2 separate regions of the Homo sapiens genome follow, and region 1 is linked to region 2. A link is an interaction called in ENCODE POLR2A ChIA-PET data of the cell type or tissue named here. Cell type or tissue: B cell. All regions are shown on one strand. Each heading gives the region's core, and the rest is flanking DNA. Links, peaks and the distances in the headings are about the cores only.

Region 1 (12,715 bases), core at 4,359-12,358, 210 kb before region 2:
ATTGCACTCCAGCCTGAGCAACAGAGCCAGACTCCATCTCAAAAAAATTTTTTTTAATTAAAAAAACCCATTATGGCAAGCAATTTCAGATGAGATCAGGCACGTTCAGGGTGGTGTGGCGGTAGACATGGCAGGCTGTTTCAAGAACACGCAGTTCATTCATTCGTTCCTCTAGATAATGCAGTGTTACATCCAGGTCACTTGGCACCGCACAAGGCTGTCTCTGTAGACCTGAGTGTTCGGCATCCCCAAACAACCAGAATCACAGACGGCTGCTTTGGCATAATATCTGCTGTTTATACAGAGAGGAAGAAAAGTCACAAGAGATTTCCTGTTGTGTTTCTTTCAAGATGGTTGTTATTGAGGAACGGGCCTGCTACATCTTGCATACAAAGATCAAATATATCTTTAAATGCCCTAAAGAGCTGTATTTCCCCTGAGAAGTAGACACGGTTGTCCAAAACAGACAACACAAGTCATACATTAGATGGAATCTGCCTGCGTTTTTAAAGTGACAGAAATGTCAGATATAAATTTACAAGGCATCGGGCTGGGCATGGTGGCTCATGCCTGTAATCCCAGTACTTTGGGAGGCCGAAGTGCGCGGATCACTTGAGGCCAGGAGTTCGAGACCAGCCTGGCCAACGTGGTGAAACCCTGTCTTCACTAAAAATACAAAAATTAGCTGTGTGTGGTGGCAAGTGCCTGTAAGGAGGCTGAGGCAGGAGAATCGCTTGAACCCAGGAGGCAGAGGTTGCAGTGAGCCAAGATTATGCCACTGTATTCCAGCCTGGGTGACAGAGCAAGACTCCGTCTCAAAAAAAAAAAAAATTTATAAGGCATCTCATAACTGCGGCAGCCTCTACAGTCTCTCCACCCTGCCCTTCCCACAACCTTGATCTTCCATTCTCTTCCTGTTTTCACCGATCCTGATTTCCGTTTGTATTTTGTTTTATCGGATACCCTTTTTTTTTTTTTTTTAAGACAGAGTCTCACTCTGTCACCCAGGCTGCAGTGCAATGGCACGATCTCAGCTCACTGCAACCTCTACCTCCTGGGTTCAAGTGATTCCCCTGCCTCAGCCTCCTGAGTAGCTGGGATTACAGGCTCGTGCCACCACACCTGTCTAATTTTGTATTTTTAGTAGAGACAGGGTTTCACCATGTTGGCCAGGCTGGTCTTGAACTCCTGACCTCAGGTGATCCGCCTACTTTGGCCTCCCACAGTGCTGGGATTACCAGCGTGAGCCACCACGCCCAGCCTTTATCAGTCATGTTCTTATGAGCATCCGAAATCCCTGCTAAAAAGGGCAGTAGAAAGAAATGCCACACTCACCTGGGCCATAGTTCTTCTTCTCTATTCTGGAAAAGCAGACACCTGTGAAGGCAGACATCAGGGTGGGGAGAGAGGATATGAGAGGCCACGCTTGCCCTTGGGCTCCCAATCAACTGCTGGGACCACCCCCGCCCTCTCCCAGGCGCAGGTGGGAGAAAACCTCCTCTGAAGGGTCCCCATTATCAAAGCAAAGCCCTCACCTTACAAATGTCATAGAGACTCAATCTTGTGAGGCCTTACTTGGATTTTTGTTTTGTTTTTTGAAATGGGGTTTCACTCTGTCGCCCAGGCTGGAACACAGTGATGCAATCACGACTCAATGCAGCCCTGGACTCCCAGGTTCCAGCGATCCTCCCACCCCAGCCTCCAGAGAAGCTGGGACTATAGGTGTGTCACATGCCCAGCTAATATATATATATATATATATATATTTTTTTTTTTTTTTTTTTGAGACAAGAGTCTTGCTCTTTCGCCCAGGCCGGACTGCAGTGACGCTATCTCGGCTCACTGCAAGCTCCGCCTCCCGGGTTCACGCCATTCTCCTGCCTCAGCCTCCCGAGTAGCTGGTACTACAAGCGTGCACCACCATGCTTGAATAATTTTTTGTATTTTTAGTAGAGACGGGGTTTCACCGTGTTAGCCAGGATGGTCTCGATCTCCTGACCTCGTGATCTGCCCTCCTCGGCCTCCCAAAGTGCTGGGATTACAAGCGTAAGTCACTGCGCCCAGCCATGCCCAGCTAATTTTTAAATTTTTTGGTAGAGACAGGGTCTCACTGTATTGCCCAGGCTGGTCTCAAACTCCTGGGTTCAAGCAATCTGCCTGCCTCAGCCTCCCAAAACCTTGGGATTACAGGGGTGAACCACCACGACTGACTGAAGTTTTTCTTAATGAGTATGTGCATCTGTGTCTCAGTAACCAATGTGCAATTTACTACAATCCCCACCCATTACCCAAAAATGTAATTACTAGAAATTTATTCTGAAGAAACAGGCCGGACACAGAGGCTCACGCCTGTAATCACCACACTTTGGGAGGCCGAGGCAGGTGCATCACCTGAGGTCAGGAGTTCAAGATCAGCTTGGCCAATATGGTGAAACCCCATCTCTACTAAAAATACAAATATCAGCCGGGTGTGGTGGCATGTGCCTGTAATCCCAGCTACTCAAGAGGCTGAGGCAGGAGAATCTCTTGAACTTGGGAGGCAGAGGTTGCAGGGAGCCAAGATTGCACCATACCACTGCACTCCAGCCTGGGCGACACAGCAAGACTCCATCCCCCTCAAAAAATTATAAGAAAACTTTTTTGAGGGGATAGGGTCTTGCTGTTGCCCAGACTGGAGTGCAGTGGCGTAATCTCGGCTTCCTGCGACCTGTGCCTCCTGGGTTCAAGTGATTCTCATGCCTCAGCCTCCCACATATCTGGGATTACAGGCACACACCAGCAAGCCTGGCTAATTTTTTGTATTTTTACTAGAGATGGGGTTTCACCATGTTGGCCAGGCTGGTCTCCAACTCCTGACCTCAGGTGATCCACCCACCTCAGCCTCCCAAAGTGCTGGGATTACAGGCGTAAGCCACCATGCCCGGCCTATTTTTATTTTTTGTAGAGGCCAGGCGCGGTGTTTCACCCCTGTAATCCCAGCTACTTGGGAGGCTGAGGCAGGAGAATCGCTTGAGCCTCTGAGGTGGAGGTGGCAGTGAGCTGTGATCGTACTACTGTTCTCCAGCCTGGGCAACAGAGTGAGACTCCGTCTAAAAAACCAAAACATATATATATGCTTTTTGTAGAGTCAGGGTCCCGCTATGTTGCTCAGGCTGGTCTCGAACTCCTGGCCTCAAGTGATCCTCCCGCCTTGGCCTCCCAAAGTGCTGGGATTACAAGCATGCATCACTGTGCCTGGCCTGTTTCTTGTTTGTATACATCAACTACAAACTACAGCACATGTAATAAGTTTGTAAACATACATCTATAAACAAAAAATTCTGGGCCAGGCACAGTGGCTCAAGCCTGTAATCCCAGCACTTTGGGAGGCGGAGGCGGGTGGATCACTTGAGGTCAGGAGTTCGAGACCAGCCTGACCAACATGGTGAAACCCCATCTCTACTAAAAATACAAAATTAGCCGGGCATGGTGGCGGGCGCCAGTAATCCCAGCTACTTGGGAGGCCGAGGCAGGAGAATCACTTGAACCAGGGAGGCGGAAGTTGCAGTGAGCCAAGATCGAGCCACTGCACTCCAGCCCGGGCAACAAAGAAAAACCCCATCTCAAAAAATAAAATAAAAAAGATTCTGAAGAAAAGACACAGAATATTAACAATGATTATCTTTGCATGGTAGGACTTTTGTTTGGTTGGTTTTGTTTTGGTGTTTTCTCTTCAGATAGGGTCTCGCTCTGTCGCCCAGGCTGGAGTGCAGTGGCACATTCACAGCTCACTGCAACCTCTGCCTCCCGGGCTCAATTGATCCTCCGGCCTCAGCCTCCCAAGTAGCTGGGACTACGACACATACTACCATGCCTGGCTAATTTTTGTATTTTTTGTGGAGACAGGGTTTCACCATGTTGCCCAGGCTGGTCTCGAACTCCTAGGGGCTCAAGTGATCCTCCTGCCTCAGCCACCCAAAGTTGCTGGTATTACAGGCATGAGCCGCCTCACTGGGCGGATTTTTTTCTTAACATATTGATATTTTCTAATTTCTTCAACAAGAAATTGGTGCTGTTTCACATGTAAATATTTCATAACAATATACATGCATTTTACTGGGTTTTCTCCCCATGGGCTCCTATCAAAGTCCTTCCCCTGGTGAAAGGGAAGCCATGGGGAGGGCTGAAGGCAGAGAAGGTGGGACGGGCCAAGTCTTAGCCATGATTGTGGAACAGTGGAAGAAGAGCCTGTCTGGTGCTCGGGGGCCCTGGGTGTGAGTACTGGCTCACCCTCTACTGTGCGTGGCGGTTCTGAATGTCTCTCTCACACCCATTTTGTTTAGTCTTTGACGTGAGAAGGAGAAACAAAAAACTCAGGTTAAGAAAGCAAACTCTGGCCAGGCGTGGTGGCTCACGCCTGTAATCCCAACACTTTGGGAGGCTGAGGCAGGTGGATCACCTGAGGTCAGGAGTTTGAGGCCAGCCTGGCCAACATGGCAAAACCCCATCTTTACCAAAAATACAAAAATTAGCCGGGTGTGGTAGTGGGCGCCTGTAATCCCAGCTACTCGGGAGGTGGAAGCAAGAGAATCGCTTGAACCCAGGAGGCGGAGGTTGCAGAATGCCGAGATCAGTCACTTTAAAAAAAAAAAAAAAAAAAGATTGGCTCCCCCCGCAACCCCCACCCCAAAGAAAGCAAATTCTATGGCTTGACTATAGTGTAGGATCCAGGGACAGTGTGGTCCGGGCTTGTCCTCTGAGCACCAGGGACATGCTCTGGCCCTGAGCCCACAAACTTGTACTCCCTAAAGCAAGAGCCTCTTTCTCCTCCTAGCAAACCTTCCACTCAACTGAAACCTAGATGATCCCTCAACGTGACCACCCAGCAAACCCATGTTTGCTCTGTCCCCCAGCGGGCTGGGACCATTTCAGGCACATGGACCTTGGGTTTTTTTATGGAGTTTTGCTCTTCTTGCCCAGGCTGGAGTGCAGTGGTGCGATCTTGGCTCACTGCAACCTTTGCCTCCTGGGTTCAAGCGATTCTCCAGCCTCAGCCTCCCGAGTAGCTGGGATTATAGGCACCCACTACCACACCCAGGTAATGTTAGTATTTTTAGTAGAGACAGGGTTTTGCCATGTTAGCCAAGTTGGTCTCAAACTCCTGACCTCAGGTGATCTGCCCGCCTCAGCCTCCCAAAGTGCTGGGATTACAGGCATGAGCCACCATGCCCAGCCCCAGGTACATGGACCTTGGGAGCTGCCACCCTCCACGTGACCCTCCGGCTTCAGCCCTAAGCTATGTGAAGAGGTCTCAGAACTGGGGTCTCGCTTTCCAAAGTAGATTCCTGCTCCCCGTTGTCAAGTTCTTCACAGGAATGCTTTTACTCCCAGCATGCCTGGGTCTCGAACACTTGGGCAACTCCACTTGGCTGCCAAGGCTCTGCTCCCCTACTGAGAACTTACCTTCAGGTGGGGACTCAAGCTTCAGCCTCTGAGGTTCTCGGGACCAGGGTAGAAACAAGCTTGCTATGCTGAGAGGAGGGACCCACCTTGCTGACAAAGTCCGATCCTGAGCTTTTGCAAAGACACCAGGAAAACCTGAAATTAAAATGACGCAGGGAGGCTCACATGAAAATATTAGCACACCTGTCATCTCAGTACTTTGGGAGCCTGAGGCAGGACAATTGCTTGAGGCCAGGAGTTCGAGACCAGCCTAGTCAACAAACACCCCACCTCTACAGGGGGAAAAGAAGACATTGGCAGGGTTACCTTTACCGCTGATAGAGAGAAACCAATCTGTGGCAGAAGGGAAAGTCAGAAAGCCTAGAACACGAGACAGAGTCCATGCTCTGTTTCTGGCTTTGAAAATGGAGGGACCGGCTGGGCACGGTGGCTCACGCCTCTAATCCCAGCACTTTGGGAGGCCGAGGTGGGTGCGTCGCCTGAGGTTAGCAGTTGGAGACCAGCCTGGCCAATATGGTGAAACCCTGTCTGTACTAAAAATACAAAAATTAGCCAGGTGTGGTGGCGCACGCCTGTAATCCCAGCTACTAGGGAGGCTGAGGCAGGAGAATCACTGGAACGCGGGACGCAGAGGTTGCAGTGAGCTAAGCTCGCACCACTGCACTCCAGCCTGGGTGACAGAGTGAGATTCTGTCTCAAAAAAAAAAGGAGATCCCATTGGAAAGCAAGCTGGTGGGCTTCGGGAGCTGAGCATGGCCCCCAGCTGACAGCCAGCAAGGAATCGGGGACCTAAGTCTTAAGACAGAATTCTGCAAACCCCGAATGCACTGACAAGCAGATTCTTCCCAGAACCTCTGGCTAAAAGCCCAGCCCAGCCCACGCCTTTCTCAGAGCCTGATGCTACCTGGAGCGTGGAACCCATAGGTGAGGCCACCAGGATTTCTGACCTCCCAAACTCTGTGTTAGTAAGTGGGTGTGGTTTTAGTCACCAAATGAGTGGCAATCTGTCATACAACAATAGAAAATTACTACAGGCCAGGCACAGTGGCTCACGCCAGTAATCCCAGCACTTTGGGAGGCCAAGGCAAGTGGATCACTTGAGGTCAGGAGTTCAAAACCAGCCTGGCTAACATCGCGAAACCCTGTCTCTACTAAAAATACAAAAATTAGCCAGGCATGGTGGTGGGCGCCTGTAATCCCAGCTACCTGGGAGGCTGAGGCATGACAATCACTTGAACCCAGAAGGCAGAGGTTGCAGTGAGCCGGGATTGCACTGCTGTACTCCACCCTGGGTGACAGAGTGAAACTCCATCTCAAAAAAAAAAAAAAAAAATGGCAAGCATAAAGAGCAAACCTGAATACCAAAAGAAAAATATATATATTGCAGCCAGGCACGGTGGCTCACGCCTGTAATCCCAGCACTTCGAGAGGCTGAGGTGGGCGGATCATGAGGTCAGGAGATCAAGACCATCCTGGTTAGCACAGTGAAACCCTGTCTCTACTAAAAATACAAAAAAATCAGCTGGGTATGGTGGCAGGCGCCTGTAGCCCCAGCTACTCAGGAGGCTGAGGTAGGAGAATGGCGTGAACCCAGGAGGCAGAGTTTGCAGTAAGCCGAAATCGCACCACTGCACTCCAGCCTGGGCGACAGAGCAAGACTGTCTCAAAAAAAAAAAAAGAAAAGAAAAGAAAAGAAAAGAAAAATACATATATTGCATAGATCCCACTGACTCAAAAAACAATACAATTAGAAAATAAAAAGAATGCAAAAAAAAATTAAATCACCAAATATGAAATGAATCCATACTCAAAAATATTCCCAAAGAAACACGAGGCCTATATGTTTTTCAGGAATTTTATAAAACTGTCTTCAAGACTTTTGCAATGTGTATAAGTGGTTTATTCAGGTTTTCTATATGTCAGTCAATTTTAGCAATTTACAATTTTCTACAAATGTGTCTTACTTAATTTCAGAGTTATGCCATTAAATGATTTATAGTAACATCTCATTTTTTAAAAATCTACTGGCCAGGCACGGTGGCTGATGCCTGTAATCCCAGCACTTTGGGAGGCCAAGGCAGGTGGATCACCTCAGGTGAAGAGTTCGAGACCAGCCTGGTCAACATGGTAAAACCTCGTCTCTACTAAAACTACAAAAAAAAAAATTAGCTGGACATGGTGGCACATGCCTGTAGTCCCAGCTACTCAGGGAGGCTGAGGCAGGAGAATTGCTTCAACCCAGGAGGTTGAGGTTGCAGTGAGCCAAGATCATGCCACTGCACTCCAGCCTGGGCGACAGAGGGAAACTCCATCTCAAAAAAAAAAAAAAAAAAAAAAAAGAAGGCCAGGCACGGTGGCTTACGCCTGTAATCTCAGCACTTTGGGAGGCTGAAGAGGGCAGATTGCCTGAGGTCAGGAGTTCGAGACCAGTCTGGCCAACATAGTGAAACCCCATGTCTACTAAAAATACAAAAAAATTAGCCGGGCATGGTGGCGTGTGCCTGTAATCGCAGCTACTCCAGAGGCTGAGGCAGGGGAATTGCTTGAACCAGGGAGATGGAGGTTGCGGTGGAGCCAAGATCGCACTACTGCACCCCAGCCTGGGTAACAGAGCAAACTCCATCTCAAAAAATAAAAATAAATAAAAATAAAAATAAATCTACTGTATCTGAAATCATCTCATCTTCCATTCTAAAAATAGCTTATTTTGGCCAGGCACAGTGGCTCACACCTGTAATCCCAGCACTTTGGGAGGCCGACACGGGCAGATCACAAGGTCAGGAGATCGAGACCATCGTGGCTAACACGGTGAAACCCCGTCTCTGCTAAAAATACAAAAAATTAGCCGGGCGTGGTGGCAGGTGCCTGTAGTCCCAGCTACTCGGGAGGCTGGGGCAGGAGAATGGCATGAACCCAGGAGGTGGACCTTGCAGTGAGCCGAGATCGTGCCACTGCACTCCAGCCTGGGTGATAGAGTGAGACTCCATCTCAAAGAATAAAAAATAAAAAAATAAATAGCTTATTTCTATTCTCCCTTCATCAGTGCAGACTGAAGTTTGTCTAATTTATTAGTTTTAAATACAAATCAAATTTTTTTTTGGAGGGGGGAGGTTTAACAAATCCTTTCCAATAAGTGATTTTATTTTATTTATTTATTTATTTATTTATTTATTTTTTGAGACGGAGTCTCGCTCTCTTGCCCAGGCTGAAGTGCAGTGGCACAATCTCGGCTCACTGCAAGCTCCGCCTCCCGGGTTCACGCCATTCTCCTGCCTCAGCCCCCCGAGTAGCTGGGACTACAGGCGCCCACCACCACGCCCGGCTAATTTTTTGTATTTTTAGTAGAGACGGGGTTTCACCGTGTTAGCCAGGATGGTCTCGATATCCTGACCTTGTGATCCACCTGCCTCGGCCTCCCAAAGTGCTGGGATTACAGGCATGAGCCACCACGCCCGGCCCCAGTAAGTGATTTTAGCTTTTTAACTTTTTACTTGAGTGACTTGAGACTCAAAGGAAAGTCTCAAGAATAGTACAAAGAATTTCCAAATACCCTTCTCATCTAGATCTCCCAAATATTAACATTTTACCACATTTGCGCAGGCGGCTGATGAAAAAGGTCCCACCACAAGGTGGCAGAGTAAACACGACAGCACCTGGGCGAGGCTTTGTGCAGGCAGGAAGGCCCTCACACCAGAGGCCGTCCCAGGGCTGTGGCATGGGGGCCATTACCCAGGAGAGGGCACAGGGCCAGCTCCTGGGTATCTCTGAGAGCCTTAGGGTCCTTTTGTTGTTGTTGTTTTGATATGGAATCTTACTCTGTCACCCAGTCTGGAGTGCAATGGCACGATCTCCAACCTCCACCTCCCGGGTTCAAGCGATTCTCCTGCCTCAGCCTCCCGAGTAGCTGGGATTACAGGCCCCTGCCATTATGCCTAGCTAATTTTTGTAGAGACAGGGTTTCCCCATGTTGGCCAGGCTGGTCTTCAACTCCTGACCTCAGGTGATCCGCTTGCCTCAGCCTCCCAATATGCTGGGGTTAAAGGCATGAGCCACCGCTCCCAGCTAGCCTTGGGGTCTTAATAGCCACATGGTTTGTCTTATACATGGCCGGCAGATGTTGGGTACAGTTTCCCAGGTATGCACACCAAGAGATCTCTAAATCACTACAAATCTGCATGTACTTGGGCTATGATTCAAACAACTGGGGCCAGGCATGGTGCCTCACACCTGTAATCCCAGCACTCAGGGAGGCCAAGGCGAGAGGATCCCTTGAGCCCAGGAGTTCAAGGCCAGCCTGGGAAACATAGCGAGACCCGTCTCTATTAAAAAATAAAACAGGCCAGGCGTGGTGGGTCACGCCTGTAATCCCAGCACTTTGGAAGGCCAAGGCGGGTGGATCACGAGGTCAGGAGATCAAGACCATCATGCTAGCTAACACGGTGAAACCCTGTCTCTACTAAAAATACAAAAAATTAGCCAGGCGTGGTGGCGGGTGCCTGCAGTCCCAAACTACTCAGTAGGCTGAGGCAGGAGAATGGCGTAAACCCGGGAGGCAGAGCTGGCAGTGAGCCGAGATCACGGCGCCACTGTGCTCCAGCCTGGGCGACAGCTCAAAAAAAAAAAGATTTGTAACAAAATAAAACAACTGGGGCCAGGCATGGTGGCTTACACCTATAATCCCAGCACTCAGGGAGGCCAAGGCAAGAGGATCCCTTGAGCCCAGGAGTTCAAGGCCAAACTGGGCAACATAGCAAGACCCCTGTCTCTATTAGAAAATAAAAAAGGCCAGGTGTGGTGGCTCACGCCTATAATCCCAGCACTTTGGGAGGCCAAGGCAGGTGGATCACCTAAGATTAGCAGTTCAAGACCAGCCTGGCTGGTCTTGATGGTGAAACCATCTCTACTGAAACTACAAAAATTAGCCAGGTGTGGTGGTGGGTGCCCGTAATCCCAGCTACTGGGGAGGCTGAGGCAGGAGAATCACTTGAACGCGGGGGGCAGAGGTTGCAGTGAACTGAGATAGTGCCACTGCACTCCAGCCTGGGCAACAGAGCAAGACTGTCTCAAAAAAAAAAAAAAAATACTCAATTTAGGTTTAATGTCTCATGATTTGATTCAGGTGATACATTTGTGGCAGAAATTTTTTTGTTTTAACTTGCTCTATTTTTTTGTTTTAAGTGGGAAAACACTTTATTCCATAAAACAGAGTAAATGTTCCTCTCTTCCTTTTAATTTCTCCTCATATGCTTTTAGCTTTGGGGGTTTGCGCTTTTTCTCTTTTCTTTTCTTTTTTTTGAGACTGAGTTGCGCTCTGTCGCCCAGGGTGGAGTGCGGTGGCGCAATCTCTGCTTACCACAAGCTCCGCCTCCCAGGTTCACGCCATTGTCCTGCCTCAGCCTCCCGCGAAGCTGGGACTAGAGGCGCCCACCACCGCACCTGGCTGATTTTTTGTATTTTTAGTAGAGACGGGGTTTCATCGTGTTAGCCAGGATGGTCTCGATCTCCTGACCTCGTGATCCGCCCGCCTCGGCCTCCCAAAGTGCTGGGATTGCAGGCATGAGCCACCATGCCTGGCTTTTCTCTTTTTTAAATATCTTTTTCTGGGAGACACAGACTGGACAAATGGGAGTGGATGTGCCCTATTCCTTTTTATATGCTAACCACCTGAGCTGAATGTCATTAAGTTTCATTCTTTTTATTTAATACATATATTAGGACTACAATAAGTTAAAAAGAAAAAACTTAAATCAATTCTTGGAAAGGTTTTATTAAAACTAATAAAATAATTGGTTTGTATTTAAGATTAATAAAATCGACCAGAATCCAGGCACAATTGAGCAAGAGAAGGCATGAAAAAGACAATTTCAGATACGGTCGAGGTTTGATTTTTTTTTTTTTTTTTTTTTTTTTTTTGAGATAGGGTGTCACTCTGTCGCCCAGACGAGAGTGAAGCAGCATGATCTTGGCTCACTGCAACCTCCGCCTCCCAGGCTCAAGCGATTCTCTTGCCTCAGCCTCTTGAGTAGCTGGGATTACAGGCGTGTGCCACTACTGCCCAGCTAATTTTTTTGGGGGGGTATTTTTAGTAGACACGGGGTTTTACCACATTGGCCAGGCCGGTATCCAACTCCTGACCTCAAATGATACACCTGCCTTGGCCTCCCAAAGTGCTGGGATTACAGGAGTGAGCCACAGCACCCGGCCATGGTCGAGTTTTATAATTGTAAGATTACTCTAAGCCTGGCGTGATGGCTCATGCCTGTAATCCCAGCACTTTGGGAGGCCAAGGCGGGCGGATCACGAGGTCAGGAGTTCGAGACCAGCCTGACCAACATGATGAAACCCCATCTCTACTAAAAATACAAAAATCAGCCTGGCGTGGGGGTGCCCGCCTGTAATCCCAGCTATTTAGGAGGCTGAGGCAGGAGAATCGCTTGAACCGGGGAGTTGGAGGTTGCAGTGAGCTGAGATTGTGCCACTGCACTCCAGCCTGGGCGACAGAGTGAGACTCAGTCTCAAAAAAAAAGAAAAAAAAAGGAAAAGAAAAACCTCTTTCAGTAAGACCCAAGCGCAAGTGTGATAGAAAAACCACCATAAAAACATTTGCTCTTATCAAGATTTAAAACCATAGTACCAGTTTCATTCTCTCCCCAAATCAAGTGAGTTTCATCTTAAAAAAAGCATCAGACAGACATCCTCCGCCAACTCCATCACATCACACCACCCCGAGTGTTGCTCACCTTTCTTCACCAAGGGCTAGAAAAGAACAGTCTACACGGAACTGGCGCAGCCGCCTCCTTCTCCGCCAGTCTCCAACAGAGGTGCTGGCACTGTCCCGCCTTAGTCTGGCGTCTCCCGTCTCCCTACTCAATTTTCTCACACCCTCAGTCCAACCCTCATAACTCTACTTCCTGCAGGGGTACTTTGACCAACACCCAAATATGATCATGCCTCTGCCTTGAAGTACTGCATTTGCAGCTGGAGCAAGAGGGAGACCCCAGCCTCGGACCTTGCTGGTCAGGCCCCCACCCCGCCCCCAGCCTCACGGGGCGCCCCCCCTGTGCCGAGTCCTCAGTATCACCCATCATTACTCCTTAGGGATGCTCCTCCCTGGTCCTCAAAGACCCTATTGTCCTTTCATCTGCAACATCTTATTTTTCTTTAAGTCTGACCTGAAGTCAGTTGACCTTCCCCAGTTGAAACTGATCCTCCCTCCCCTGGGTGTCCATGCATCCTGACAGTTGAGGTAACTAACAGGGCGCCTACCCCTGGA
Region 2 (16,988 bases), core at 5,281-13,280:
CTAGCTACTTGGGAGACTGAGGCAGGAGAATCGCTTGAACCCTGGAGACGGAGATTGCAGTGAGCCAAGATCACGCCACTGCACTCCAGCCTGGGCGACAGAGTGAGACTCCATCTCAAAAAACAAAACAAAACAAAACTAAGTTTGTAACATTGTCTTTAGGGGTTGATACCATGTGAAAAAGTATTACATATAATATAAAATATGAGGTATGATATGGACTTACAAAGTTGCAAGATTTCTGTATTTTATGTGAAAAAAACATGGTAAGTGGATGTAAAAAGGAATGTATATTGTTATCTCTATTTTCTATTTTTAAAAATGACAAAATGATACTGAGAAAGCTAACAGGAAAATTAAAATGGAATTCTTAAACATATTCAAATAAATTTGTTTAAAAGGCAAGGAGAACCAAAAATTAGACAAAAAACTAAAGACTAAGACACTAATAAACTGAAAGGCAAAGCACGAAAAAGGTATACCACGCCAATTGTAACCAAGAGAGCTGGCGTGGCTATACTAATAACAAACAAAATAGACTTTTTAAGACAAAAATTGTTACTAGCAACAAAGAAGAACATTCTAAAATGATAAAAGGGGCCAGGCGTCGTGGCTCAGGCCTGTAATCCCAGCACTTTGGGAGGCCAAAGTGGGCAGATCATCTGAGGTCAGGACCAGCCTGGGCAACAGGTAGAGGTTGCAGTGAGCTTAGATTGTGTCACTGCACTCCAGCCTGGGCAACGCTGCACATTAAAAAAAAAAAAAAAAAAAAGAGCTCGGCACAGTAGCTCACGCCTGTAATCCCAGCATTTTGGGAGGCCAAGGCAGGCAGATCACGTGAGGTCGGGAGTTTGAGACCAGCTTGACCAACATGGAGAAACCCCGTCTCTACTGAAAATACAAAATTAGCCAGGCATGGAGGCGCATGCCTGCAATCCCAGCTACTTGGGAGGCTGAGGCAGGAGAATCACTTGAACCCGGGAGGTGGAGGTTGTGGTGAGCCGAGATCATGCCGTTGCACTCCAGCCTGGGCAATGAGAGCGAAACTCCATCTCAAAAGGAAAAAAAAAAAAAAAAAAAAAGGCATTCTGGCTCTCCACAACCTCAGCCCCACAACGTCCAAGACACACAATCCAAAATTACTAGACAAGGCCAGGCACAATGGCTCACACCTGTAGTCCCAGCACTTTGGGAGGCCAATGAGCGCAGATCACTTGAGATCAGGAGTTCGAGACCAGCCTGGGCAACAGAGCGAGACCTCTTCTCTACAAAAAATTGCAATTGTTTTGGGGCTCCGTGAACAGTGCCCATATAAGATGGGAAACTTCACCAACAAATGTGTTTTTTTTGTTTCTTTTTTTTTCTTTTTTTTTTTGTGTTTTTTTGTTTTTTGAGATGGAGTCTCACTCTATTGCCCAGGCTGAAGTACGGTGGTGCAGTCTCAGCTCACTGCAATCTCCGCCTCCCAGGCTCAAGCGATTCTTATGCCACAACCTCCCAAGTAGCTGGGATTACAGGTGCCCACAACCACACCTGGCTAGTTTTTATCTTTTTAGTACAGATGGGCTTTCACCATGTTGGCCAGGCTGGTCTCAAACTCCTGACCTCTGATGTTCTATCTGCCTCGGCCTCCCAAAGTGCTGGGATTACAGGCGCGAGCTATCGTGCCCAGCCAATGTGTGTGTGTGTGTGTGTGTGTGTGTGTGTGTGTGTTTTTCGACAGAGTGTCGCTCTTGTCACCCAGGATGGAGGGCAGTGCAATGGCCCGATCTCTGCTCACTGCAAACTCTGCCTCCCAGGTTCAAGCGATTCTCCTGTCTCAGCCTCCAGAGTAGTTGGGATTACAGGCGCCCGCCACCACATCTGGATAATTTTTGTATTTTTAGTAGAGATGGGGTTTCATCGTGTTGGTCAGGCTGGTCTCGAACTCCTGACCTCAAGTGATCCGCCCACCTCGGCCTCCCAAAGTGCTGGGATGACAGGCATGAGCCACCACACCCGGCTGTATGTTCTTTATATAGCGAGGAAGAAAAAAAAAAAAAGTGTGTGTTGACTGCTCCGCCAACCGGCCTTCCTCATCTCTCTCCCTCTCCTTGGGCCTCCCTATTCCCTAAAGCACAACAATACCGAAATTAGGTCAATTAATAATCCTACAATGGCCTCTAAATGTTCAAGTGAATTGAAGAGTCACATGTCTCTCACTTTAAATCGAAAGCTAGAAATGATTAAACTTAGTGAGGAAGGCTTAAGCCAGTCAAAAGCCAAGATAGCCTAGAAGCAAGGCCTCTTGTGCCAAACTGCCAGGCTGTGAATGCAAAGAAAAAGTTCTTGAAGGAAATCTAAAGTGCTCTGGTGAACACACAAATAAGAAAGTGAAACAGGTTCATTGCTGACATAGAGAAAGTTTGAGTGATCTGGAGAGAAGATCAAACCACCCTCAATATTCCTTGAAGCCAAGCCAAATCCTCATCCACAGCAAGGCCCCAACTCTCTTCAATTCTGTGAAGGTTGAGAGAAGTGAGGAAGCTGCAAAAGAAAAGTTTGAAGCCAGCAGAGATTGTCTCATGAGGTGTAAGGAAAGAAGCTATCAGTTGGGCACGGTGGCTCACGCCTGTCATCCCAGCACTTTGGGAGGCCGAGGCGAGAGGATCATTTGAAGTCAGGAGTTCGAGACCAGCCTGGCCAACATGGTGAAACCCCATCTCTACTAAAAAAAAAAACACAAAAATTAGCCAGGCGTAGTGGCGGGTGCCTGTAATCCCAGCTACTTGGGAGGCTGAGGCAGGAGAATCACTTGAACCCGGGAGGCAGAGGTTGCAGTGAGCTGAGATTGCACCACTACATTCCAGCCTGGGCAACAGAGTGAGACTCCATCTCAGAGAAAAAAAAAAAAAGAAAAGGAAAGAAGCCGTCTCCATAACATAAAAATGCAAGGATAAGCAGCCGGTGTTGATGGAGAAGCTGCAGCGAGTTCTCCAGAAGATCCAGCTAGGGTCACTGATTAAAGTGGCTACACCAACCAATGGATTTGCAATGTGGACAAAACAGCCTTCTAAGAAGATGCCATCTAAGGCTATCATAGCTAGAGAGGAGAAGTCAGTGCCTGGTTTAAAAGCTTCAAAGGACAGCCCGACTTTTGCTGGGGGCTAATGCAGCTGGGGACTTTTAAGTTGAAGCCAATGCTCAATTACCATTCTGAAAACCCCAGGGTCCTTAAGAATGATGCTAAATCTCCTCTGCCAGGGGTCTACCAGTGGAACAACAGGCCGGGTGCAGTGGCTCACACCTGTAATCCCAGCACTTTGGGAGGCTGAGGCAGGCGGATCACGATGTCAGGAGATGGAGACCATCCTGGCTACCACAGTGAAACCCTGTCTCTACTAAAAAAAAAAAGCACAAAAAAATTAGCCAGGCATGGTGGCGGGCACCTGTAGTCTCACCTACTCGGGAGGCTGAGGCAGGAGAATGGCATGAACCCAGGAGGCAGAGCTTGCAGTGAGCAGAGATCACGCCACTGCACTCCAGCCTGGGCGACAAAGCAAGACTCCATCTCAAAAAAAAAAAAAAAAAAAAGATGCTGAATCACCTCTGCCACTACTCTATCAATGGAACAGCAGACCAGGTGTGGTGGCTCACACCTGTAATCCCAGCACTTTGGGAGGCCAAGGCAGGAGGATCATTTGAGGTCAGGAGTTCAAGACCAGCTGGGCCAACATGGGGAAACCCCGTTTCTACCAAAAATACAAAAATCAGCCACATGTGGTGGTGCACGCCTGTAATCCCAGCTACTCGGGAGGCTGAGGCAGAAAAATCGCTTGAACCTGGGAGGCGGAGGTTGCAGTGAGCCAAGATCGCACCACCACACTCCAGCCTGGCAAAAGAGCGAGACTCCGTCTCAAAAAAAAAAAAAAAAAAAAAGGGAATAACAAAGCCTTGGTAACAGCATCTCAGTTCACAGCATGATTTACTGAATATTTTAAGCCTGCTGTTGAGACCTATTGTTCACAAAAAAAAATTCCTTTCAAAATACTACTGCTCATTGACGATGTACCTTGTCACCCAAGAGCTCTGAGGGAGACGTACAAGGAGATGAATGTTGGTTCCATGCCTGCTAGCACGGCGCCCATTCTGCAGCCCATAGATGAAGGAGTAATTTTGAATTTCAAGTCTCGTTATTTAAGGAATATAATTTGTAAGGCTACAGCTGCCACGGATGATGATTCCTCTGATGGATCTGGGCAAAGTAAATGGAAAACCTTCTGGAAAGAATTCACTATTCTAGGCCGGGTGCAGTGGCTCACGCCTGTAACCCCAGCACTTTGGGAGGCCGAGGCAAGTGGATCATTTGAGGCCAGGAGTTCCAGACCAGTCTGGCCGACATGGCGAAACCCTGTCTCTACTAAAAATACAAAAATCTGCCAGGTGTGGTGGCGGGCACTTGTAATTCCAGCTACTCGGGAGGCTAAGGCACAAGAACCGCTTGAACTGGGGAGGCGGAGGTTGCAGTGAGCCGAGATCGCACCGCTGCATTCCAGCCTGGGCGACACAGCGAGACTCAGTCTCAAAAAAAAAAAAAAAGAAAAAAAGAAGTTGATTCCAACCCTCGCGGACAACTATGAAAGGCTCAAGACTTCACTGGAGGAAGTTACTGCAGACGTGGTGGAAACAGCAATAGAACTCAAGTTAGAGTGGAGCCTGGAGATGGGACTGAATTGTTGCAATGTCATGAGACATTTGAAAAGATGAGGAGCTGCTTTTTATGGAGGAGCAAAGAAAGTGGTTTCTTGAGATGGCATCTACTCCTGGTGAAGATGCTGTGAACACTGTTGAAATGACAAAGGATTTAGAATATTGCACAAGCTTAGCCGATAAAGCAGCAGCAGGGTTTGAGAGGACTGCTTCCAATGTTGAAAGAAGTTCTATAGGTAAAACGCTATCACAGTATTGCATGTTACAGAGAAATCTTTCTTGAAAGAGTCAATCGATGTGGCAAACTTCACTGTTGTCTTATTCTAAGAAATTGCCACAGCCACCCCAACTGTCAGCAACCACCACCCTAATCAGTCAGCAGCCATCAACATCGAGGCAAGACCCACCATCAGCAAAAAGTTTACAACTCACTAAAGGTTCAGATGATCGTTAGCGTTTTTGGCAATACACTATTTTTAAGATATGTACAATGTTTTCTTAGACATAATGCTATTACGTCCAGGCGCGGTGGCTCACACCTGGAATCCCAGCACTTTGGGAGGCCGAGGCGGACAGATCACCTGAGGTCAGGAGTTCGAGACCAGCCTGGCCAAGATGGGGAAACCCTGTCTCTATTAAAAATACAAAAATTAGCCAGGCGTGGTGGTGTGTGCTTGTAATCCCAGCTACTCGGGAGGCTGAGGCAGGAGAATCACTTGAATCCAGGAGGTGGAGATTGCAGTGAGCAGAGATCACGCCACTACACTTCAGCCTGGGTGACAAAGCGAGACCGTATCTCAAAAAAGAAAAAGACATAATACTATTGCACACTTAAGAGACTACAGGATAGTGTAAACATATGCTTTTGGTTTGGTCTTTTATTTTTGAGACAGGGTCTCATTCTCTTGCCTGGGCTTCAGTGCAGTGGCGCATTCTCGGCTCACTGCAGCCTCGACCTCCCGAGCTCCAGTGATCCTATTACATCAGCCTCCCAAGTAGCTGGGACCAGAGGCGCATGCTACCGTGCCTGGCTAATTTTTCTGTTTATTTTTTGTAGAGATGGGGTCTCGCTCTGTTGCCCAGGCCGGTCTTGAACTACTGAGCTCAACCAATCCTCCTGCCTTGGCCTCCCAAAGTGCCGGGATTGTAGGTGTGAGCCACCGTGCATGGCCAATAATCTATTTTTTAATTAAGGTATGTACACTGTTTTCTCAGACATAATGCTACTGCACACTTAATAGGCAACAGTATAGTTTAAACGTAATTTTATATGCACTGGGAAACCAAAACATTCACGTGACTTGCTTTACTGTGATATTCGCTTTATGGTTTGGAAGCAATCCTGCAGTATCTCCAAGACATGCTTGTGTACCCAAAGGAATGAGAAGGAAGAAAATAACAAAGAGTAGAAACCAATGAAACTAATCACGTCTAGCCAGACTGGCCAAGAAACAGAGTAAGAAGAAACAATCTGTATCAGCAATGAAAAAGGAGACATCACTACAGACCCTTCAGACAGTCAACGCAGAATAAAGGAATAATTTGGACCATATGCCAATACCTTGGGCAGTCTGGGTGAAATGGATGTTTGGGGTGTATGAATAGCAAGTGTAAATGTCTGAGAGTACTAGCCTGGCTGGTGCATTTAGGGGCTGTGGACAGGATAATGTTGTCCAAGCAATCAGAGTCTGATGGTGGTGGGTCAGACAGGTAGCACTGATCAGAGGGCAGCGGGAAGCCATTTGGAGGTTCTGGGCAGAAGAGTGGCCTGGCCAAGTGTGCACTCTGAAGACACCCTCCAGCTGCTTCTGTATGAACAATACCTAAGAATAGGTAGCCTTGTAGGGGGCCCTGGTGCCTCTTTCCAGGACTGCCAGGCCTGGAGCCCAGCAAACAATGGCAGGGCATGAGAGCGAGGAGGGGGAAGGCAGGGTCTGGAGCCTGGCGTGGGTGCCACAAATGGGGTTCCAAGACACTGGAGGTCAGGGGTGGGGCTTTGCTCCACGAACCTGCAGAGGGCATGAAGCCAGGGGCAGCTGGGGGGCCTTCAGGGGCAGCAATACCTGTTTTCCTGTCCTAGCCCCTGCCAGGAGAGCCTCATACCTACCCCTACTGTGGCTCAGAAAAGGATGCCGGGGGGGTCAGAAGGACCCTCCCCTGCTGGGGCCAGGGGAACTCAGAGCCTGAACACATGCATGACCATCTCCATCTCCGGCACTGACCCCAGCTGCAGGTGAGCTGCGTCCGTGTGAGGGCACTCAGCCCGGTGAGAACAGGGAGGGCCCACGAGAGGGTCCCAAGAAGGCAGGGCCCTGATGCAGGGAAACAGTCAGAGATGGAGAGACAGGAAAGACATGGACCGGGGTAAGCGCCAGCTGCCTGCCCAAGTGTGAGTGCCTGCTGCCTTGGTTTACCTATCTGGATTGTGGGCAAGTCAAAGAGAGCTTGGTGCCTGCCCACCCCACCTGACTCCTCCAGGCTCAAGCCCAGGCCACATGAGGCCTGTCCCACCCGTTCTCCCATGGCACAGACCGCACCCCCACCATCCCACAAAGTCTGAATGAGATGCGCTCTCTCTTCTTTCTACCGTGACGTGGCTGTTCCTTCCCCTGCACCTGTGTCTCGGGTAACCCCACGTCTCTCTCACGGGCCAGACTGGGTGTCACCAACCTGGAGTGGCCCCCACAAACCCCAGGCTGGGTCAGGGACCTCCATGGAGCTCCCGCAGCCCCTCAAGTGCCCAAAACAGGGCTGTGTTTGCTGGCAGTGTGAGACTGAAGGAGGTCGCCCTTTGCAAGGCGAAGAATCCCCTCCTTGGAGATGGCAGGCCAGGGCCCCTGTCGCGAGCATCCCTGATCAGCACGGGGCTGGCCCACGAGGCTGGGGTTCTGCCCATTCCCAGCTCTGCACCTGCATCTCTGAGCCTCAGTTTCCTCACCTGTGGGATGGGGCAATGGCGTCCGCCCCTCCCACCCACCCCCACCGCAGCCCACCTGCTGCCACTTACCCAGCAGGCTCTGCCGCTCCTCTTTCTTCCGGGCCTTCTGCTTGGCCTCCAGCTGTACCACAGACAGGGATGGACCCACCGTGGGGCTGGGGAGGGCGCTGGCGGCGAAGCGTGCCAGCAGGCCCAGCCCACTCTCCTCCAGGCCCGGTGACAGGGCCCGCTCCCGGGCACCCAGCCTGTAGCCACCACCGCTGGCCTCGTCCTCCTCCTCGAGCTCCTCCTCCTCGTCCTCCTCCTCCGAGCTCTCATCTGGCGTGCAGAAAACAGGGACCGAGTCAGAGCCTTGGCCTTGGCGAGGGCCACCCCCCACCGCCCCCTGGCCCAGAGTGGCCTCTGGGCTCCAGCCTAGTCCCTCAGTCCTGAGCAGGGGGCCGCTGGGGGTGGATGCAGACCCAGCCCACGGGTTCCCCCCATCCGATGGCCCAATGCCCCCGGCCAGCTGAGCCCAACGCGGGCATCCCAGAAAGCCCGGAGGTGGGCAGCGGCCTTGTGTGTCAGGGTGGGCTTCTGTGAGGGGCACCAACATGCACCTGTGCTGTGGCAGGGGCCAGACACACGGACAAGGACTGGAGACAGCGTTCTCCACAGTCACACGCGCACACGCCCCAACACACAACACAGAGGCAGGAGGAGAAGGAAAGAGGAAGCGGAGGGAGGTGAGCACGGAAGAGGGCCCTGGGGACTCAGGCTAGGGGTTCTGGGCACAGGTGCCTGTGGCAGCTTCGCCAGCTGAGTCCTGAGGGCTGGCGGCAGGAGAAAGTGGAGTTCGGACTCTTCCTGGGGGCCAGGGGACCCCCATGGTTTCAGCCCCGAGAAGGGATCTGGAGTCTAGAGTCGACTCCTGGCATCGCTTGAACCCGGGAGGCGGAGGTTGCAGTGAGCTGAGATCGCATCACTGCACTCCAGCCTGGGTGACAAGAGTGAGACTCAGTCTCAAAAAAATAAAATAAAATAAAGTTGACCCCAGCCGGGCACAGTGGCTCACGCCTGTAATCCCAACACTTTGGGAGGCCGAGGCAGGAGGATCACTTGAGCCCAGGAGTTCCAGACCAGCCTGGGCAACGCAGAGTCCCCGTGACTAATTTTTTAGAAAAATTAATTAGAAAAAATTAAGTTGACTCCTAGCAACTCCCCCATTCTGGGGAGGCTGGGCAAGTCCTCGGCCCTCTCTGAGCCTCTATTTTCTCACCTGCAGCAAGGGGTGACCCTCCCAGCCCACTGGCTCAGCCAAGGCCGGGGTCCAGAGAGAATCATTTGCATGGAGGAGAAAGCCATTTGCAAGCTTAAAGACAATCGAACAGAAACAGGGCCACCCCCGTGACTTGCAGGCAGGAACTGTGCTGTCCCCATGCCCAGGGAGCTAAAGTCAGCTGTGACTCTTCACTCATGGGATGCCCAGGAAGGGCAGGGGTAGACTGAGGCCCAATGGGGTTAAGCACTCGGGCAGTAGAAGAGCAGGCTCGAACCCAGAGCTGGCAGACTGTCTAAAGAAGCCCCAGGGCCGGGCAAGGTGGCTCACTCCTGTAATCCCAGCCCTCTGAGAGGCTGAGGCGGGAAGATCTCTTGAGGCTAGGAGTTCAAGACCAGCCTGGGCGACAGAGCAAACCTTGTCTCTACAAAAAAAAAAATTTTTTTTTTTTTTTTGAGATAGAGTCTCGCTCTGTCACCCAGGCTGGAGTGCAGTGGCACGATTTCGGCGCACTGCAAGCTCCACCTCCTGGGTTCACGCCATTCTCCTGCCTCAGCCTCTCGAGTAGTGGGACTACAGGCGCCCACCACCACACCAGGCTAATTTTTTTTTTTTTTTTGTATTTTTAGTAGAGACGGGGTTTCACCGTGTTAGCCAGGATGGTCTCCATCTCCTGACCTCATGATCTGCCCGCCTCAGCCTCCCAAAGTGCTGGGATTACAGGCATGAGCCGCCACACCCAGCCCCCCCGCAAAAATTTTAAAATTAGCCAGGCGTGGTGGCTTACACCTGCAGTCCTGGCAACTCCGGAGGCAGAAGCGGGAGGATCGCCTGAGCTCAGGAATCCAAGGCTGCAGTGAGTTATGGTGGCACCACTGCAGTCCAGCCTGGGTGACAGAGCGAGACCCTGTCTCAAAAATAAATAGGCCAGCGCAGTGGCTCACGCCTGTAATCCCAGCACTTTGGGAGGCCAAGGCATGTGGATCATGATGTCAGGAGTTCGAGACCAGCCTGGCCAACCTGGTGAAACCCCATCTCTACTAAAAATACAAAAATTAACCGGGTGCAGTGGCGGACACCTGTAATCCCGGCTACTCAGGAGGCTGAGGCAGAAGAATCACTTGAACCCCGGAGGCGGAGGTTACAGTGAGCCGCGATCGCCACTGCACTCCAGCCTAGGTGACAGAGCAAGACTCCGTCTCAAAAAATAATAATAAGTAATAAAAACTTTAAAAACATAAAGAAGCCCCAGCCTGCCTCTCTGGTCGGTGACTTAAGATGAGCTTCATCCAGTGACCTTCCCTGCCTGCCTGAGAGTCTGCAGTCCCCGGAGCCCAGCCCAGGCTCTCAGGACAAAGGCAGCTGGCAGACAGGAGGCTCCCTGCACACAAACCAAAACCCCCCACCAAAAAGAGAGACTGTCTTGAGGCAGACACTTGCTTCCAAGGACGGGCAGGTGGAAGGCCTGAGAGAGCAAACTCTGCCCTGAGATGCAACATCCAAAGTGCCACCCATGAGCAGGTGACAGGGGTGCCCATCTGCCTCACGGACCAGAGTGCTGGGAGCGGGAAAGTGACTCTAGGGGCCGCAGGGCTGGAAGGTGGCCCCTTCCAGCAAGAAGAGGTGGACACCAGACCCTTTCTCTCCAGGGCGGGGAGCAGTCTAGGCTCGGATAGACAGACGGGGAAGACGGACAGCCAACTCCACAGTCTCCTGCCAACGCCCCAAGCCGCCTGCTTGCTTAAGCAACTTGTGGCCAAAAGTGGTGGCCCCAGAGGTGCCAATGAGGGCAGAGGTTCTGTCTACTCATGTATTGGAGACAGCCCGGATTTCTGCTGGGCCACCTCAGAGAGGAAGGCGGTGAAGGTGATGAGTCTGAGGAGTCCGCAGAGGAGTAGAGGGAGGGAGGGAGGGAGGGAGGCAGGAGCCAGAGGGAGAGGGAGGAGGTTTGTTAAGAGGGTGAGAGGGGAGACTGGCCCCCGGAGCAATGGATGAAGCAGGCTGGAGAGGCCAGCCAGGCAGGCGGGGGCAGGCAGGCAGGCAGTGCACACTTGCGATCATTCACATTGCAGGCGTCACATGGCTCTGTCTCCGCCCCAGTGGGCCACAGCGGCAAAGCAGGCTAAGTGTAGGCAGACTTTTCAACAGCGCCTGGGTCCCCCACATCAGGTCTCCCTGGGGTGGGCCAATTTGAGCAGGGTGGTGGGCAGGGGGCTGGTTGTGGGGTGGGGGCAGGGGGTTGGACGTGAGGCCAGGGATCTTCCCTTCTAGCCACTCAGGTGCGCAGACTCCAGAAATCTTTCCCATCCAGAGGAATTCTCAAGCAGCTGGGGCTGCGGGGGGAGGGCGAGCTCTGGGTTTCTGGATGCCCGCAACGTCCACGCCAGAGCCCAGAAAGCCGAGAGCAGCCCAATGCCCGCACCTCGGCATGGGAGACCCTCCCGCCTCCCTGCGTGCTTGACAAGGCCACACCCGCTGCTCCTGCGGGGTCTGGTGCACACCCCGCTAGCGTCCGCAGCAGGCTGGGGAGCAGAGGGGCTCTGAGGACCAAGAAAACCTTTCTGGAGTTGTCCACACCTGAGGCAATGCAGCTTGCCGAGGGCTGGGGACAGGGAGGGGGGAAAAAAGTCCCATCAAAGTAACCCAAGGAAATGCAGAAAAACTTTTTATTATTATTATTATTTAAAGAAAAAAGCAACAACAAAAAAAGATCTTGGCTCAGGACATGGGGTTGGCGGTGACAGGTTGGTGGTAAATGTCAGAGCGATCTGCTGCTGCCAGACCCGGTGGGGGCGAACCCCGAGGAGGGAGGTGCACGGAGGACAGAAAGAAAAGCGTTTTGCCTACCTACGGAGCAACGAGCCAGGCTCGCACCCAAGCTCAGTGACCCGCTGCGCCGTCTGCCCTACTCCCAGCCTTCGCTTTGCGTCCAGAGTGCAGCGTGAGAGCAAATGCAAGAGACCAAAACAGACATTCAAAGCGTCATGGGGAGGGGTCAAGGGTGGAGGGATGGTCGGGCTGCTGGAAGAAGCAGACATACTAGAAAAGCCAAGCCAGTTACGGAGTTTAGTACCAGGTCAGCGAGGCCCTATTACCCAAATATCCCTTTCAAGACCTGCTCAGTGGTGGACTGGCGGGGGTGGAGGGGGGCACTGAGGAGCCTGGGCCTCCCCCGCCTCCCCTCACCCCCCGCACTCCCCTATCTGGGTCCCGTCCACTTGGCACTGCGGCGCCAGCCCGGAGCCCCTTCCTAAGAGGCCTAGGGCGCTGCCTGCTTCTCTGTGGGGTCTCAGCTGGGGCAGGAGGGCTCAAAAACTTGGAAGCGGAAACCGCGGCTTTAAGGGGGCGTGGGGTCCAGCCCATGGGGGAGATGGGGGAAAGGGAGGAGGCCGGGGAGGGAGAAGGGGATCGTAAACTAACCCAGCTCATCCACGGACAGCCCGGGCAGGGGGAGGCCTCGGAAAACGAGGCTGGCCAGTGGGTCGGGGGCCTCTCTTCTCGGTCCGGGGTGGTGTTCGCTCAGAGGGGTAGTAGCAGCCCAGGGGAACATGGGCCCCGGGGCATCGTACTCCTCGCCATACCACCTCCTGGTCACCCAAAAGGATCTCTGCCAATTTGGAGGGGAGGTCTGGGAGGGGAGGCGGTAGACCAGGAATTCAAGAGCAGGGCTGGAAAAACAGGGCGGGCGGGGGGCGGGGGCAGCATTCAGGTCCCGGGGTGCCCGAGCCAGGTCAGACCCAGGGACACGATGACACCTCCAGACCTTCCTCAGGGAGTAGCTGACATCCAGGTGTGGCTACCCAGGGCCTGGGGGATCCCCTCAGCTGGCCCTAGTGGGAGTTCGCCCTGAAGCAAATCCTAAAACCAGGGCTAGGAAAAAATGTCAGAGATTCACTTGCTTCCCTTTCTTGGGGCATTTCTGGTTGAAGGGCCCAAAAGGCTCACACACATCTAACCCCAGAAGCACAATTCTGACACTGGAAAGGGCAAGGCCAGCGGGTTCTCAGGGGCCTGGCAGCTCTCTCTTGAGAACCGAGGTGGCTGAGGACCCCGGGCTGGGACCAGGCCAGCCTCTCTCCAAACAGAGCACGATGCTCCGTCCCTTGATGCGGCAACGGAGCCGCTTTCGTATTGAATGACAGAGACCAGGGGTGTCAAAGGCTCTGGGCCCTGCACTGCCTACGCACCCTTCAAAACAGAAATACACGTGAGAAGACAAGTGTTTGTAAATAATAGTTTTTAACCACTGGCAAGTAAGAATAGAGCTTTAAGAAAATAAAAGACAAAACAAGCAACTAAAAAAACATGATGATGCTGGAGGTGAAGGCGCTTGATTTTAAACCTGAAAAATGAAATGAATGCCAATCGCTACCAGGGATATTTGAATAACACAGGCAAGCGGCAGGCGGCACGGTCCCGTCCCTACTCCTTCTGGGTGGGGAGGAGGGAGGGGAGGAGGTGGGGGAGAAACAAAATGAGAGGGAAGCGTCAACCTAATGTCTAGTAAGGACACAGCAAGAGAGACAAGGCACACAGGTTTAGTTAAAAATGAACTCGATATGTTTAATAAAGCTTGGTATTACCAAAATCGCGGTACAAACATCAAGTCACACGCCCACACGACAGAATTCCATTTACAAAATGTTCCTCGGGAAGCCTCCACCGAACCCGTGCCCAAAGAGAGCCCGAACCAAGCCTGGGGTCTCTGGGTGGGCAGAAAACGTGAGTGCGGGGGTGGGGGGAACTCGGGGGAGGGGGAGGAGGGCAGGGAGGAGGGCAAGTGGAGAGAAACGCAGACTCAAAAGCAGTCCATATAACAGCTCAAAAAGAGCCAGCCGGGGATATTATCACAATGATACAGTACAAATCAAAGCAAAAATCAAAATCATTCGGCTGATAACAGCAGGCTACGCTGCCAAGAACCCAGATGGCAGCCTTCTTGCGGCCATCCGCACGGGCCTCCTCACCCACCATCTCTCCCGTGCGCCCACTCGCTTCCCTCTCGCTCACTCGCACGCACTCTCTCGCTAGGAAACACGGAAGGTATTTTGTGTTTGGAGCTAGTAACCTTGGTCAAACGATTCCTCCGAAGAGTCGCTGAAGGAGGAACGCGCCTCGGCCTCTCGAAGCAGCAGACAAAACGGCTGCTTCCTGCTGGTGGCCGGCTTGGGTTTCAGAGTCCGGGGGGCCGCCAGGCCCCTCTTGGTCAGCTTGGGGCCACCAGCTGCCTTGCTGTTCTTTGCCACCATGCTACACAGGAGGGAAGGCGTCAGTTTGGAGCTGGAGGGGCCTTGGGCGGGCCACTCGTCCTTCAGGAATTCTTCGTCTTCCTCTGAGTCCGTATCTGCAGTCAAAGTAGTTTTTAATAGAGATAAGTCACAGGGCAGCAGGAGCTGGTGTCATTTTATTGGTTTTAATGGTTCTGAGAACGTACTGGAAGGTGCCAGAACAAACAGGTCCGAATACCTAGTAGGCGGCCGTACAAAGGCCTTGCCCCATGTCACCAGCTCCCCTCCCAGTCCAGGCTTCTCCCTTGCCCTGGGTGCCTCGGTCATTGCATGGCATCTTCCGAGTGCTGGACCCAGGCCCTTCCTAGACTGGATGCTGCCAGCCTCACCCACCAGTCACTCCAGGCTTTCCGGGCACCGGAGGATGAGAGAAGCCCTATGCTCAGGAAGGTCACGGTGGTCACTGCCTGTCCCATGGGATTACGATGGCCCAAGGGTGACAACCGCAGAGGACCTGACTCAGGAGGGAAAGGGCTCATGACAGCCAATCATGCATTCTCTTCCCAGTGCCCCTCCCAGCAGCCTCCCAGTGGCAGCACGAAACAGGCCACAGTAAGGGTGTTTACACCATGGGAATGGGCAAACGCTGTTACCGCTAGCAGATCCCTTGCCCTTCTTTCTACGAGCCAGTGAGCCGGCCCACCACTGCTGGCTTCCCCAGAGTCTCCAGCCTAACTATACAACGGAGGACAAGAGTCTTCAAATCTTCCGGGGAGACAACCAGCCAGCTTTGGGAGGGGAGCCTGCCAGGCAGGCAACGCTCCGGCCCCCGCCATGCTCACGCCATTTTGATCTGCTTTTCTTACTGGGCAAGATGGGAAGACAGGGGTTCCAGAGACAGAGAATAATCCCCTGATCTGCTGAAATCCACTCCAGACGGGGGGAACGTGAACCAACACAGCTACAGCTCTGGCAGCACCTGCCACCTCCGAGTCCAAGAGAAACCACATGCACGCATCCGTGGCGGGCATTCCTCTGACTGCTCCCACCAACACCTAAGCTTTCACTCCAGCAAGACCCCAACCTCAGGATGGTCCGGCAACTCTTGGGTGGGACAAGGGTCCAGCCCCGCCAGGCTACCAGCCCCTGCCCATCGAACCAGTCAAAGTGCGCTCTCTCTTGTATGCTCCAATCTGTCCCTCCCGAGGCTGTGTCCCAGGCTGGAGAGGCTAAGTGGGTGACAACCAACTTGGCCTCCTACAAGAACCCACAGGGAGGTCGGGTGCAATGGCTTGCATCTGTAATCCTACCACTTTGGGAGGCTGAGGCGGGCAGCTCACGTGAGGCCAGGAGTTCGAGACCAGCCTGGCCAACATGGCAAAACCCCGTCTGTATTTTTAAAAAATACACAAACTGTTGTATTTTCTATTTGTATTGTATTGTAGTGGACAGGGCCTGTTATCCCAGCTACTCCGGAGGCTGAGGTGGGAGGATCACTTGAACCCGGGAGGTGGAGGTTGCAGTGCGGCCGAGATCACACCACTGCACTCCAGCCTGGGCGACAGAGCAAGACATCATCTAAAGAAAAAAAAAAAAAAAAAAACCCACAGGGCATGCCAGCGACCCCTACAATCGAAACTGAAAAAGCAAGAGGAGACCGTTCTCGCTTCGACCTCCGTCCAGCTCAGCAACTCCCTGCTGGACACACCCCTACCTCCTTGTGAACCCTGCACTCTCTCTGACCCAGAATTGCAGAAAAGCAGATTATAAAAAATAAACAGAGGAGCGCTCTGCAGAGCCAGGTGAATCCCACAGCCACCGTCCTGCTGGAGCCAGGCCCACTGAATTCCTCACTGCTCCATGAGTCCGTTTCTCTCATCCAGGACAGTGGAGTTTTCGACACAGGCACGATGGAGTGAAGTTGCCCATTTGACCATTCCCAGACCAGGCACGGCAGCTCATGCCTCTAATCCCAGCACTTTGGGAGGCCGAGGCAGGCGGATCACCTGAGGTCAGGAGCTCAAGACCAGCCTGGCCAATGTGGTGAAACCCCGTCTCTACTAAAAATAACAACATTAGCTGGGTGTGGTGGTGCGTGCCTGTAACCCCAGCTACTCAGGAGGCTGAGGCAGGACAATCACTTGAACCCGGGAGGCGGAGGTCGCAGTGAGCCGAGATCATGCCACCGTACTCCAGCCTGGGCAAAAACAGCAAAACTCCATCTCAAAATAATAATAATAATAGTAATAATTAATAAATAAATAAAACGGACATTCCCTCACACGTGCCAAGAGTGAACACACCAGCTCGGAGCACCCCAGAGACATCAGAGACAGAGCACATCTCTGACCTCCAGCTCCACCCCATCCACGTCCACCTGAAAGTGGGGAATTCTTTCAGCTACCACCCAAACTGCATCCACAGACCCCAATCCCTCAGAAGATCAAAAGAACAGCAATCTCCCCCGACTTCCCTGAACCCCCTTCACTTTTCCAAAATGAGCAGAGATTGAGAGAGCAAAAGAAAGCCCCTCCCTTCCCCCTCAGAGTGATGAGTCTCTGGCACTGTCTCTTCCTGCTTGTGCCCACACACTGGCCAGGAGCCTAGGCTACACTGCTCTGATCACACCCATCCCAATCAAAGAAGCACTGAAACCACGACACTCTCATATGTCCTCAGCACAGAAGGCATGAGCCAGCTGCTTAACTCACACCCACAGGGAGCATGAGTCCTGGTGACCTGCTAGCCTAGGACAGACGAAACACACGCACCCTGAAAAAACTAGCAGCTTAATTCCGTGCCAGGTGCCACGTTCAGCTCTCTGCCCACGTAAGCTCACTTAAGGCCCCCAACGACCCCGTAAAGCAGGTGACGA

The links. ChIA-PET counts read pairs that join two places held together with the same protein. Peaks named below come from ENCODE experiments on the same cell type or tissue, not always from the same donor. Only the 100,000 strongest peaks of a DNase experiment are listed, where the experiment ranks them.
Region 1: POLR2A ChIA-PET joins it to region 2 with 8 read pairs; 2 of 35 experiments call an interaction of 5 or more read pairs at or near these places.

What each region holds. Positions count from the first base shown.
Region 1 is chr7:5,131,113-5,143,827 of GRCh38, forward strand. It overlaps the pseudogene ZNF890P. Among named protein-coding and RNA genes, the nearest start is that of WIPI2, 53 kb to the right of the region's middle. In B cell, for the core only: no CTCF peak of the experiment used is centred there; a DNase peak (open chromatin) is centred at 9,089.
Region 2 is chr7:5,337,866-5,354,853 of GRCh38, forward strand. It overlaps TNRC18 (trinucleotide repeat containing 18), which reads right to left. Exons shown (of 30, transcript NM_001080495.3): 17 at 13,954-14,229; 18 at 7,697-7,945. Among named protein-coding and RNA genes, the nearest start is that of SLC29A4, 63 kb to the left of the region's middle. RefSeq lists enhancers at 10,055-10,896, 12,581-13,421. In B cell, for the core only: no CTCF peak of the experiment used is centred there; no DNase peak of the experiment used is centred there.